Regions from separate parts of the Homo sapiens genome. Here region 2 is linked to region 1. Evidence: chromatin contacts called from ENCODE Hi-C or POLR2A ChIA-PET data. All regions are on one chromosome and are shown on one strand. Each heading gives the region's core, a stretch centred on a gene start or an enhancer-like site at or near the end of the contact. The rest is flanking DNA. Distances are from core to core; before and after follow the strand shown.

The links. A loop is a pair of places that touch in the nucleus more often than their neighbours do. ChIA-PET counts read pairs that join two places held with the same protein, here RNA polymerase II (POLR2A).
Region 2: a loop to region 1 is called in a map of gastrocnemius medialis, with 3 times the contacts of the local background. The contact joins two enhancer-like sites. A Hi-C loop is called at or near these places in 1 of 168 maps with a recorded cell type or tissue (gastrocnemius medialis). POLR2A ChIA-PET finds 5 or more read pairs at or near these places in 1 of 52 experiments (WTC11).

What each region holds. Positions count from the first base shown.
Region 1 is chr2:120,931,692-120,937,002 of GRCh38, forward strand. The region is part of intron 3 of GLI2 (GLI family zinc finger 2); the gene reads left to right. Among named protein-coding and RNA genes, the nearest start is that of GLI2, 200 kb to the left of the region's middle. RefSeq lists an enhancer at 2,766-3,965. Within about 2 kb of position 3,265, at least 13 of the 41 ENCODE cell types and tissues checked have a DNase peak (open chromatin) inside an H3K27ac peak, as active enhancers do; they include gastrocnemius medialis, where a contact is called at or near this core.
Region 2 is chr2:121,719,213-121,724,530 of GRCh38, forward strand. All of the region lies in intron 3 of NIFK-AS1 (NIFK antisense RNA 1), which reads left to right. Among named protein-coding and RNA genes, the nearest start is that of NIFK, 15 kb to the right of the region's middle. Within about 2 kb of position 3,444, at least 8 of the 41 ENCODE cell types and tissues checked have a DNase peak (open chromatin) inside an H3K27ac peak, as active enhancers do; they include gastrocnemius medialis, where a contact is called at or near this core.

The sequences.
Region 1 (5,311 bases), core at 2,015-4,514:
ATGGGGGTTAAGCTTCATCTTGCAGATGCAGACATTGAGGCTCAGAGAGGCACAGTGACTTCTGTGTGACATCCCTGCAAGGTAGTTACTTCCGTGAGGGCAAGGAGACCAGGCTCTGGGGTGCAGATCTCCTCCCCAGCCAAGGAGGGGCTAGTCTGGTTAAGCCCCAGTGATGGGCAGCAGCATGGTGCTCCCAGAGCCCCCCGTCCCTACGCGGTCCTGCTGGGGTGGGCTTCCAGCGGCTCCACACTATCCTCAAGACAGTTGGTTCCCGCCAGACTGAGTGGGGGACACAGCAAGAGCCTCGGGGCTGGCCCTGGGCTCTGGAAAGCCCATGCCCTCACCTCTTCCGCCCCCAGTGTCCCAGGTGAGAACCAGGGCAAAGCTTGTGAGGAAAATGGCCCCGTGGCTCTGGCTTCCATGATGAATGTGGTTGGAGCCCGGTGGAGAATCCCGATCCATCAAGCCCATGTTGTAGCTCGCTTCTCCCTGCCAGCACCAAATGTGTCTAATTACACAGATGTTTGCACAGCAAATGAGGTACGGTGTCATCTCATTTCTGTGTCAGCTGAGCCTGAGCCTGAGCCTGCTGCCCTGAGCTGGTGACCATTTCGTGGGTGTGCCCGCCCCTCAGCCCTTGCACCTCCTGCTTTCCACTGCTCAAGCACCCAGACCCCCTCCCCGTTCCCTCTCAGGATCCTGATAGCTCCAGGGAGGGCGCACCCAGTGTGTGCAGGCTCCAGAGAGGTGTTCCCTGCACTCTCTCATTCTGCCCTGCCCTCTGCCCCTCCGGAGTACCTTGGTCATCACCCAAGAGCCTGCCATTGTCAGTTCTCAGCCTGCCAGGCTACCCGCACTGGGACCCATTGCCGAACCCTCCCTAGCTGTGATTAACATGAATTAACTCACCTCAGCTTTCTCATCTATAGAAGGGCCAGATCTGCTGAGACAACCCACATAACCCAGCCAACTGAGTTATTTTGAGAAGGAGACAGGGTAATGTGAGTAAAGCGTCTAGAACACTTTGGAAACATTCAATGGATATGAGCAACAATCGTGATCATTGTTGTTATCCTCACTTGCTGATTTGAGAAGGGGGCCACGGCAGGCTGGGAGACTGGGTGGCAGAGGCCGGCCACAGCATGTCCTTGGGAGAGTTGACTGTCTGGGGACTGTGGCACAGAAGGTGGGGGATGGGGCTGAAGGAGTGCTGTGGTGCGGTGTGGTGGGGGTCTTTCTTTCCCCCAGTTGAGGAATTTGGACTTCCTCCTTTTGGCAACCAGGAGCAGCGGGGAGTGGTCAGATTTATTTTCAGGCAGCTACAGCAGTAGTTAGGGAGTAGACAGGAGAAGGGCGGGAACTGTGGTGAGAGGACCTGCCAGAGCTGCCACAGTGGCCCTGGGGAGAGGGGAGCAGGACCAGGGCTGACCACCCGGCTGTAAACAGGCAGCTGCACGTGGGGAAGGCAGGGCATGGAGGTTGGTGTGAGGACAGCCTTGCAGCCCAGCCCAGCTCGATGGCCTCCTCATAGACACCCAAGCCCACTCCTCTGCAGAGCACCCTTCCCGGTCACTTAAGGTTCAAATGCACAGCAGGCTTGCATGGCTTACTGATGCTCACGTGGTTCCAGGGGAGGAAAGTCACCACCCACCCGTGGACTCCTGCTGCAGTGTCTTTGGGCTGTGCAAACCACAAGTGATGGGGAGACAAATGGGGCAGGGGTGTGTGATTGCTGGTCAAGCAAGGTTCTCTTGAAGCCCCCATGGGGACATCCCTAAGTCTCCAAGAGTCTGTACAAGGGCGAGAAGAGAAGGCCGGCTGTGAATAGGGCCACACACCCCCAGCAGTCTCTCCAACCTTGTGACGCTAACAGGAAAGAGAAGCTCTTTGGATGCCCTCTGGGCCCCCTGCCTCCCAGAAATAGGCTTGCCAGGGTGTCATGGGGAGCAAGGCTGAGGTGTGGCGAGGAAGGGTCCCTAAGTTGGTGCTCCCCATTTCCTCAGTGTATGTGGTCACACAAGCATGAGTCCGGCCTGCCCTGGGCCAGCGTTAACTTGTGTCCTGGAGAGGAATGTAGAAGTCCATGCTCCTGGTTCGGGGGGCTGGGGTGGACCTTCAGCTCCCTATGTTGCTTTTGAGGACCTTTCCAGCCCTGCCCTGCCCTGCCCTGCCCTGCCCTGCCCTGCCCTGCCCTGCCCTGGGGCTTCAGAGAAGACCAATTTCAGCTGCTTCCTGCCCAGAAGGGCGTACAGAAACTGCCCCATGCAGAGGTTCCCAAACCTGGCTGCAGATCTGAACACACAGGGTGGGTCTTAAAGATGCCCATTCTCAGGCCCTGGCCCCAGGAGTTCTTGTTGATTTTCAGACTAGGGTGAAGCCCGGAAATCTGCTTATTTACAGGCGCCCATAGGCCAGAGTTTGGGGACCACTGCAGGCGCCGCTGCTTGCTTGACGTCCGGGAAAGCAGCCCCAGAGCTGCTTGTTGGCTTTCTGGACTCATCACTGACAGCGCCTCGCCGCCAAAACACGGGTTGTTAAAAATCCCCTGGTTCCTCGTGATAACCCATTCACAGACAAGTCCCTCCTAAACCTATTCATATGACCTAAACCTATTCATATTCTCAGCTTGCAAAAGGCAGTGAGTGTATGGGGTGGGAACAGCTGCAGTATCTCAGCCTTCCTTTCTCCTCCTGCCTGGCACCATCTGACCTCTGACATCCACGACTCCACCCCCGACCTGACCACTGCTGATGGCTTCCTGCAGATCTCTTGATCCTGAGCTGTAGTTGGTTTGCATTGCATTGGCAGTCACGGCCCAAGGCCACCCTTCCTGGAGGAGTGACGAGGGGGCTCTTGCTGGCACAGATGGCTCAGGGTTGTAGCTATCAACCCAGGCCCAGGTATGTTAGGGCAATAGAGTGAACGCCAGCTGGTGGGCATGGGGGCCTCACCTCCCTTTCATCTGCATGCTTGGTCACGCAAAATGCATATTACCCAGGGCCTCCGGAGACAGCATTAAGAGTGTCTGAAGCCCCACTTGGTCCCCGAGACTGCATGTTAATGGGGATGTTTAGCCGGGTGTCGGTGTGCCTTCACTTAAGAGAGTAGTTTCTTTGCTGCCACTGGGCCGAACTCATGAACTTTCCAGTCTGGGGGGATTTGAAGATTGCTTTTTCCAAGGTCAGTGTCCCATAAAGACTGCACCGTTCACCATGAGATTAATGAACACAGCAGCCTGCTCAGCCTGTGACTCACCAGTGTCATCCCGGGCCTTTATGACTCTGTCCTCAGTCATTCACTGAGACGGGTGGGTTGAGCAGAAAGATATTTTCTTCTTGATTCTTGGCACAGCACCCGAGGTTCACGATTCATAGAGGATTGGCTTTGTTTGTTTTTTGGGAAGAACCTTCTCCTCCCTCTGCAAACATGCTCGTTTCTTTTCAGAGCCTAGAGGAAGGAGGAGACTTCCGAAAGGCATGTCCACCTGCCCCCTGGGATGAGATGCTGGGTGGGCCCAGCGTCACCCACCAGGCAACTTGTCCTTCCTTTCCACGTGGGTCCACACTGCCTCTCCATCTCCAGGGAGCTCTTCCTTAAAACCGGCTGTTGCTGACCACTTCTTCAGAGCAACTGGACAGCAGGTAGACAGGGAGCCCAGAAACCCTGGGTCCAGGCGATGTGTCGGGCAGCACATCCTTCCACGGCTGTCTGAGGGTAGACCGACTAGATGTGGAGCCTTGGCTCACTGTGATGTAAACGGCCCTGAGACCCCATCAGGCAGGCCCCTCCCCATCTCTGGGCTGTGGGATACTTGGGTCAGACCAGCAGAGGAGCAGTAGCAGGAGTCTGTGCCCAGCCGCCGGCTTATGTCATGTCACCCTCCCTGCAAGGTGGGATTATCACTCCCCAATAATCACTCCCACTTGATAATTGGGGAAACCGAGGCATGGGGAGGCTGACTGCCTTTCCAGTGACACACTCCTAGTAAGCAGCATAGATTACTTACTGGGCATTTTGACCCCCCACCCCTTGCTAAAATCTTCCCCAGCTCTGAGAGCTTCAGATTCCAAAGCCAAGAATGCACTCGCTGGGCTGCGTGGGACAGACAGCTCATTTATAATGGAATCTGGCCTGTAAAAGTTTAACGAGGAGCGTGTGTGATAAGACGGGCTGGTCTTTGATCTTTACTGAACGCCAAAGCCCTCGCACAAGAGGAGCTGCTGGCTCTGGGTTTTGGAGAGAGCCGTGGTGGTCAGCCGAGAGCAGGAGGGGCCAGGGAGTGGAGCAAATCTTGATGTGCAGGCCGAGGTGGGCGTGCAGTGGGGGAGGGGCTGCGGCAGGATCGGGATGAACTATTCGGTTCCTCTCCTGTCCCTCGGGGTCCCCACTGTCGGACATTTCCCCTCCACACCCCCAGTATGTAGACAGAACAGGGTTGAGGCCGGGGCTCACATCTTGCCTATGCTGCTTATACTCTTCACATCCTTGGGCTTGCTTAGCCCCACAAGCCTCAGTGGCCCCATCTCTAAAATGGGGACATAGTGGCTCCCCATGTGAAACTGTTGTGAGGACTAGATGGGTGTCTGTAAAGCATGTAGAAGCACACCTGGGACATACCGAGTGGCGGAGAGACCCCTGCTCTCATCACTGCCCTGCTAACATTAGAAGGAAAGCCAAGTTTCACTGCAGACACCCTGCAGGGTGCTGGGCCAGTGGTGTCCTATTCAGTCCTCCCAACACCCTGTAAGGTGGGGGATTTTCTCCTCAATTCATAGAGGCGAGAACTGGGCGTTCCCAGAATTTAAGAACTTCCCAAGATTGCCCAGCTTGTGAGATCTCACCAAGCCAGAGCTCTTCCCTATGCCGTGATTGTCCTCAGAGAGGAAAGAGAGTCTCGCCATGGTTCTCAGGGCTGCAGTGTGTTGTTTCTGTCTGCAGACATGGAAACAGAACAGTAATCAACCCAAAGGAATTAATCACTAACAGTAAAGTTTCAGGCATTGGTGGGGTGGATTGGCCTTTGAGGTGGGGAGTCCTCTTAGACTGCACATGTTCAGACTGTCCACTCGGTGGAAGCTGACGCCACTGCCAGATGCATTCATTTATTCAGCCAAACTCATTGTTGCTGGATTTATTGTATCCCAAGTGCTGTCACTTGAGGCCACTCCTGCCAGCCCGAGTCAAGGTGTTGCTGAGGGAAAATGTGAGCAGTGCCCTGCCCCTGAGGCACTGCTTAAAAAGGTCAGAAATTGCTGCTGCCCTCAAGCCTCTGTCACTGCAGCCAGCACTGATGGTATGTCTGGTGCCCGTC
Region 2 (5,318 bases), core at 2,194-4,693, 790 kb after region 1:
ATTAAAAATACAAAAGTTAGCCAAGTGTGGGGGCAGGCGCCTGTAATCCCAGCGACTCGGGAGGCTGAGGCAGGAGAATCGCTTGAACCAGGGAGGTGAGGGTTGCAGTGAGCTGAGATCACACTACTGCACTCCAGCCTAGGCATCACAGCGAGACTGTCTCAAAAAAAACAACAACAACAAAGGAAAGTCACTAGGTCTTGTCTTTTACTTCTCCCTGTTTTTTGTTTGTTTATTTTTAGAGAGGGGGGTCTTGCTCTCTTACCCAGATTGGAGTGCAGTGGTCCCCTCCAGTGCTCACTGGTGTCTCAAACTCCTGGGCTCACGCAATCCTTCCATCTCATCTCAGCCTCCCAAAGTGCTGGGATGACAGGCGTGAAGCATTGACCCCAGCCCTTTTCCTTTCCATGGCCACGAATAATCTAGCATTTATGCTAATCTCACTGAAAGTAAACTTTAAGAACTTGAGTCAGTTCAACTGGGTCACCATAGACAATCTGTGGGCAAGCTACCTAAGCTCCCTGGGCTTCAGTTTACTCATCTGCAACATTACATATGCAAACATGTAATAAACATTAATTATTATTGCATACTTCATGTTATGCCTGAGTCCTTTTTTTATTTTTATTTTTTGAGATGGAGTTTCGCCCTGTCACCCAGGCTGGAGTGCAGTGGCGCGATCTTGGCTCACTGCAACCTCTGCCTCCCAGGTTCAAGCAATTCTCCTGCCTCAGCCTCCCAAGTAGATGGGATTACAGGCACCCACCACCACGCGTGGCTAATTTTTTTGTATTTTTAGCAGACAAGGGGTTTCCCCCATGCTGGCCAGGCTGGTCTTGAACTCCTGACCTCATGATCCGCCTGCCTCAGCCTCCCAAAGTGCTGGGATTACAGGTATGAGCCCCTGTGCCCGGCCGCCTGAGTCCTTAAATGGAGTACAAGCGTTGAAAAGTCATTATTACTTCCTATTTTATGGTCAAAAGGCAGAAATTAGGTTTCTCTATGACAATTCAGGCTGATTGTTTTAAGAGATTTTTCTTTTTTTTGGGTCAGTCTTGCTCTGTCACCCAGGCTGGAGTACAGTGGCATGATCTCAGCTTACTGCAACCTTGGCTTCCCAGGTTCAAGTGATTCTCCTGCCTCAGCCTCCTGAGTAGCTGGGATTACAGGCATGTGCCACCACGCCTGGCTGATTTTTTTTTTTTTTTTTGACACAGAATTTCACTCCAGTTGCCCAGGCTGGAGTGTGGTGGCATGATCTTGGCTCACTGCAACCTCTGCCTCCCGGGTTCCAGCGATTCTCCTGCCTCAGCCTCCTGAGTAGCTGGGATTACAGGTGCCCACCACCACAGCCAGCTAATCTTTGTACTTTTAGTAGAGATGTGGTTTCTCCATGTTGGTCAGACTGGTCTCGAACTCCCGACCTCAGGTGATCTGCCCACCTCTGCCTCCCAAAGTGCTGGGATTACAGGTGTGAGCCACTGTGCTCACCTGAGAGGTCTATTTTGGATAAAAAGTCTTTTGCACATATTTTCACTCAATCTAGTTTATCTTTTCATTCTCTTAAGTGTCTTTCACCAAGAATTTTTTTTTTGCCCTGAGATAGAGTCTTGCTCTGTCACCCAGGCTGAAGTGCAGTGGCAAGATCTCAGCTCACAGCAACCTCTGCCTTCTGGGTTCAAGCAATTCTCCTGCCTCAGCCTCCTGAGTAGCTGGGATTACAGGCGTGCACAACCACATCCAGCTAATTTTTGTATTTTTAGTAGAGGTGGGGTTCCATCATGTTGGCCAGGCTGGTCTTGAACTCCTGACCTCAGGTGTTCCACCTGTGTTGTTGGCCTCCCAAAGTGCTGGGATTATAGGAGTGAGCTACCATGCCCGGCCACATTTTTGTTTTTGTTTGTTTGTTTTTTTTGAGACAGTGTTTCGCTCTTGTTGCCTAGGCCGGAGTGCAGTGGTGCGATCTTGGCTCACCACAACCTCCACCTCCTGGGTTCAAGCGATTCTCCTGCCCTAGCCTCCTGAGTAGCTGGGATTACAGGCATGTACCACCACACCTGGCTAATTTTATATTTTTAGTAGAGACAGGGTTTCTCCATGTTGATCAGGCTGGTCTTGAACTCCCGACCTCAGGTGATCCGCCTACCTCGGCCTCCCAAAATGCTGGGATTACAGGTGTGAGCCACTGGGCGCCTGGCGTTTTTTTTGTTTTTAACTGGGCAGCCCTGAACCAGAATAGGTTCAGAAAGACTCCTCACCAAGCAAGTTTTAAATTTTGATTAAGTCCAATTTATCAACTTTTCCTTTTTATAGATCATGCTTTTGGTTTCATGTTTAACTCTTTGCCTAAACACAGGTCATGAAGATTTTTCTGTTTTCTTCTAAAAAGTTTTTTAGTTTTATGTTTTACATTTAGGTCTGTGATACATTTTGAGTTCATTTTTGTAGAAGGTGTGAAGCTAGTGTTTCCAATCAACATTGCTTGCGATGTTCACCATATATATATATATATATATATATATATATATATATATATGGAGACGGAGTCTCGCTCTGTCACCCAGGCTGTAATGTAATGGCTCTATCTCGGCTCACTGCAACCTCCGCCTCCCAGGTTCAAGTGATTCTCCTGCCTCAGCCTCCCTAGTAGCTGGGATTACAGGCGCCTGCCACCATGCCCAGCTAATTTTTGTATTTTTAGTAGAGACAAGGTTCACCATGTTGGCCAGGCTGGTCTTGAATGCCTGACCTCAGGTGATCCACCCCTCGGCCTTCCAAAGTGCTGGGATTACAGGCGTGAGCCACCGCCCCTGGCCAAGTATGATTTCAATTGAGTATATTCCTCACTTGAAAATCATTTGTAGAATTCTATTACCTTTCTGTCGTGGTATGTGTTAGCATGTTATTACACTGCCGTTAGTCATCTTCTGTTGAAAGATGGGTGGAAGCTTTATAGTCCCTCAGTTAACGTAGATTTCGAAATATGGAAATTTCCTTTGCACTTTTACTGAAGTTTGAAAACACTATTGGAAGCACAGTTTGAGGTTGGAAAATACATCTGCTATAAATATTGTGTGGGAATGCAGATCTCACGGCTTTTAACTCTCCACAGCACAGGAAGTATATAAAATAGCTTGATATTACTCGTGATTCAAATGTTGTCATCAAAATGACTTTTCAGCCTTGTAAGTTTTGAATGTAAGTGGCTTTGCCTTTTAATTCTAAATTGAACTCATTGACTTAAATTCATGAAGAAACAGCAAGTTTGCAGCAAAATCTACTTTCTGAACCTGTTCAGTATTTGATGATAATAGTTAACAGAATGTTCTCACTCACAAATTTTAAATCTTGGCCCTGAACTCAGAAAGTCTAGGTAAATCTTTATCACTGCTAAGCCTTCAAACTGCTGTGTGGTAGGCAGGGTGAGTCAGGATGTTCTGTTTCTATTTCTGTCAATCCACGGAACTGCTGATGATGGCCAAGTCCATGGGAACAAATGAAGTGCACTGGTGACTACTGCTTCAATGACACGATAGGTTCATGTATTTTCTGAAAAGCACCTGCTGGTAATTCATGCAATGACTAGCCTTCAAATACCCTGTATTTTCACAAATGGGAAATTTGTTCGACTAAGCCCTTTTCTACTATCTACGTATTTTTGCCGCTATCAGTTGTGGCCCAACTTGGCAAATCCCACTTCAGGTTATAATAAATCTTTCAACTTTGAAAACATTTTTGCTTACAGCTGCTCCACAGACTATTCAGAGGCTAATTGTTCAGTCACTTCCAGGGTGACTTCTAAGGTCCAATTTTCCTGGAACTGAGGAGGTTCCCAGAAAGTGAGACTTTCAGTGTTCAAGCCAGAAAGGTTCTGGGCAAACTGAAATAAACTGATCGCCCTAACACTTCCAACTCGGCAATGACTCTTCGAATGATCAACTAAGCAGTATTGGTAACACCTGTTAGCCCCTCAGGAGCCAAGGAAAACGTTCAAAATCATTTGTCTTGTTTTTAAACTATTGATGTTGCTTCCTCAAGCAACTGTTTTCACCAAAAGGCCAACAGTTCTAAGTTTATTTTGGTGGCTCATGCCTGTAATCCCAACACTTTGGGATGAGGAGGGAAGACGGCTTAAGATCAGGAGTTCAAGACCAGCCCAGGCAATAAAGTGAGACGTCTCTACCAAAAATAGTTAATTGGGCATCATGGCGTGTGCCTGTGGTCCCAGCTACTTGGGAAACTGAGCGGGGAGGTTCACTTGAGCCTGGCAGGCAGAGGCTATAGCGAGTCATGATCATGCCACTGCACTCCAGCCTGGGCCACAGAGTGAGATCCTGTCTCTAACAACAACAACAACAACAACATCAACAAGTTTATTTTCTCTGGCCACATTTCTTCTGCTGTTGGAATCAAACACAATTATCTCATCATTGCTAAATGGCTTTCCTTGCTTGGCTAACAAGCCACTTGGAAACTTACTTTAGTTACAGCCTCATTTTCCTGTCAAGAAATTGGGTGCTGACACTCCATTTTATTTTAATTTTTTTGAGATGGAGTTTCGCTCGTTGCCCAGGCTGGAGTGCAATGGCACGGTCTCAGCTCACTGCAATCTCTGCCTCCCAGGTTCAAGTGATTCTTCTGCCTCAGCCTCCCGAGTAGCTGGGATTACAGGCGCCTGCCACCACGCCCGGCTAATTTTTTGTATTTTTCTTTTTTTGAGATGGAGTTTGTTCTTGGTGCCCAGGCTGCAGTGCAGTGGTGATCTCGGCTCACTGCAACCTCCACCTCCCGGGTTCAAGCGATTCTCCTGCCTCAGCCTCCTGAGTAGCTGCAATTACAGGTGCCGGCCACCAAGCCTGGCTAATTTTTTGTATTTTTGGTGTTTATTTTTTTTGAGATGGAGTCTCACTCTGTTTCCCAAGCTTGAGTGCAGTGGCACGATCTCGGATCACTGCAACGTCTGCCTCCGGGGTTCAAACAATTCTCCTGCCTCAGCCTCCTGAGTAGCTGGGACTACAGGCGCCCGCCACCACACCCGGCTAATTTTTTGTATTTTTAGTAGAGACGGGGATTTCACCATGTTAGCCAGGATAGTCTTGATCTCTTGACCTCGTGATCTGCCTGCCTCAGCCTCCCAAAGTGCTAGGATTACAGGCGTGAGTCACTGTGCCCAGCCCAGTTTCTTGTATTTTTAGTAGAGATGAGGTTTCACCATGTTGGCTAGGCTAGTCTCGAACTCCTGACCTCAGGTGATATGCCTGCCTTGGCCTCCCAAAGTACTGGGATTAACAGGTGTGGGCCACCGCACCCAGCTGATA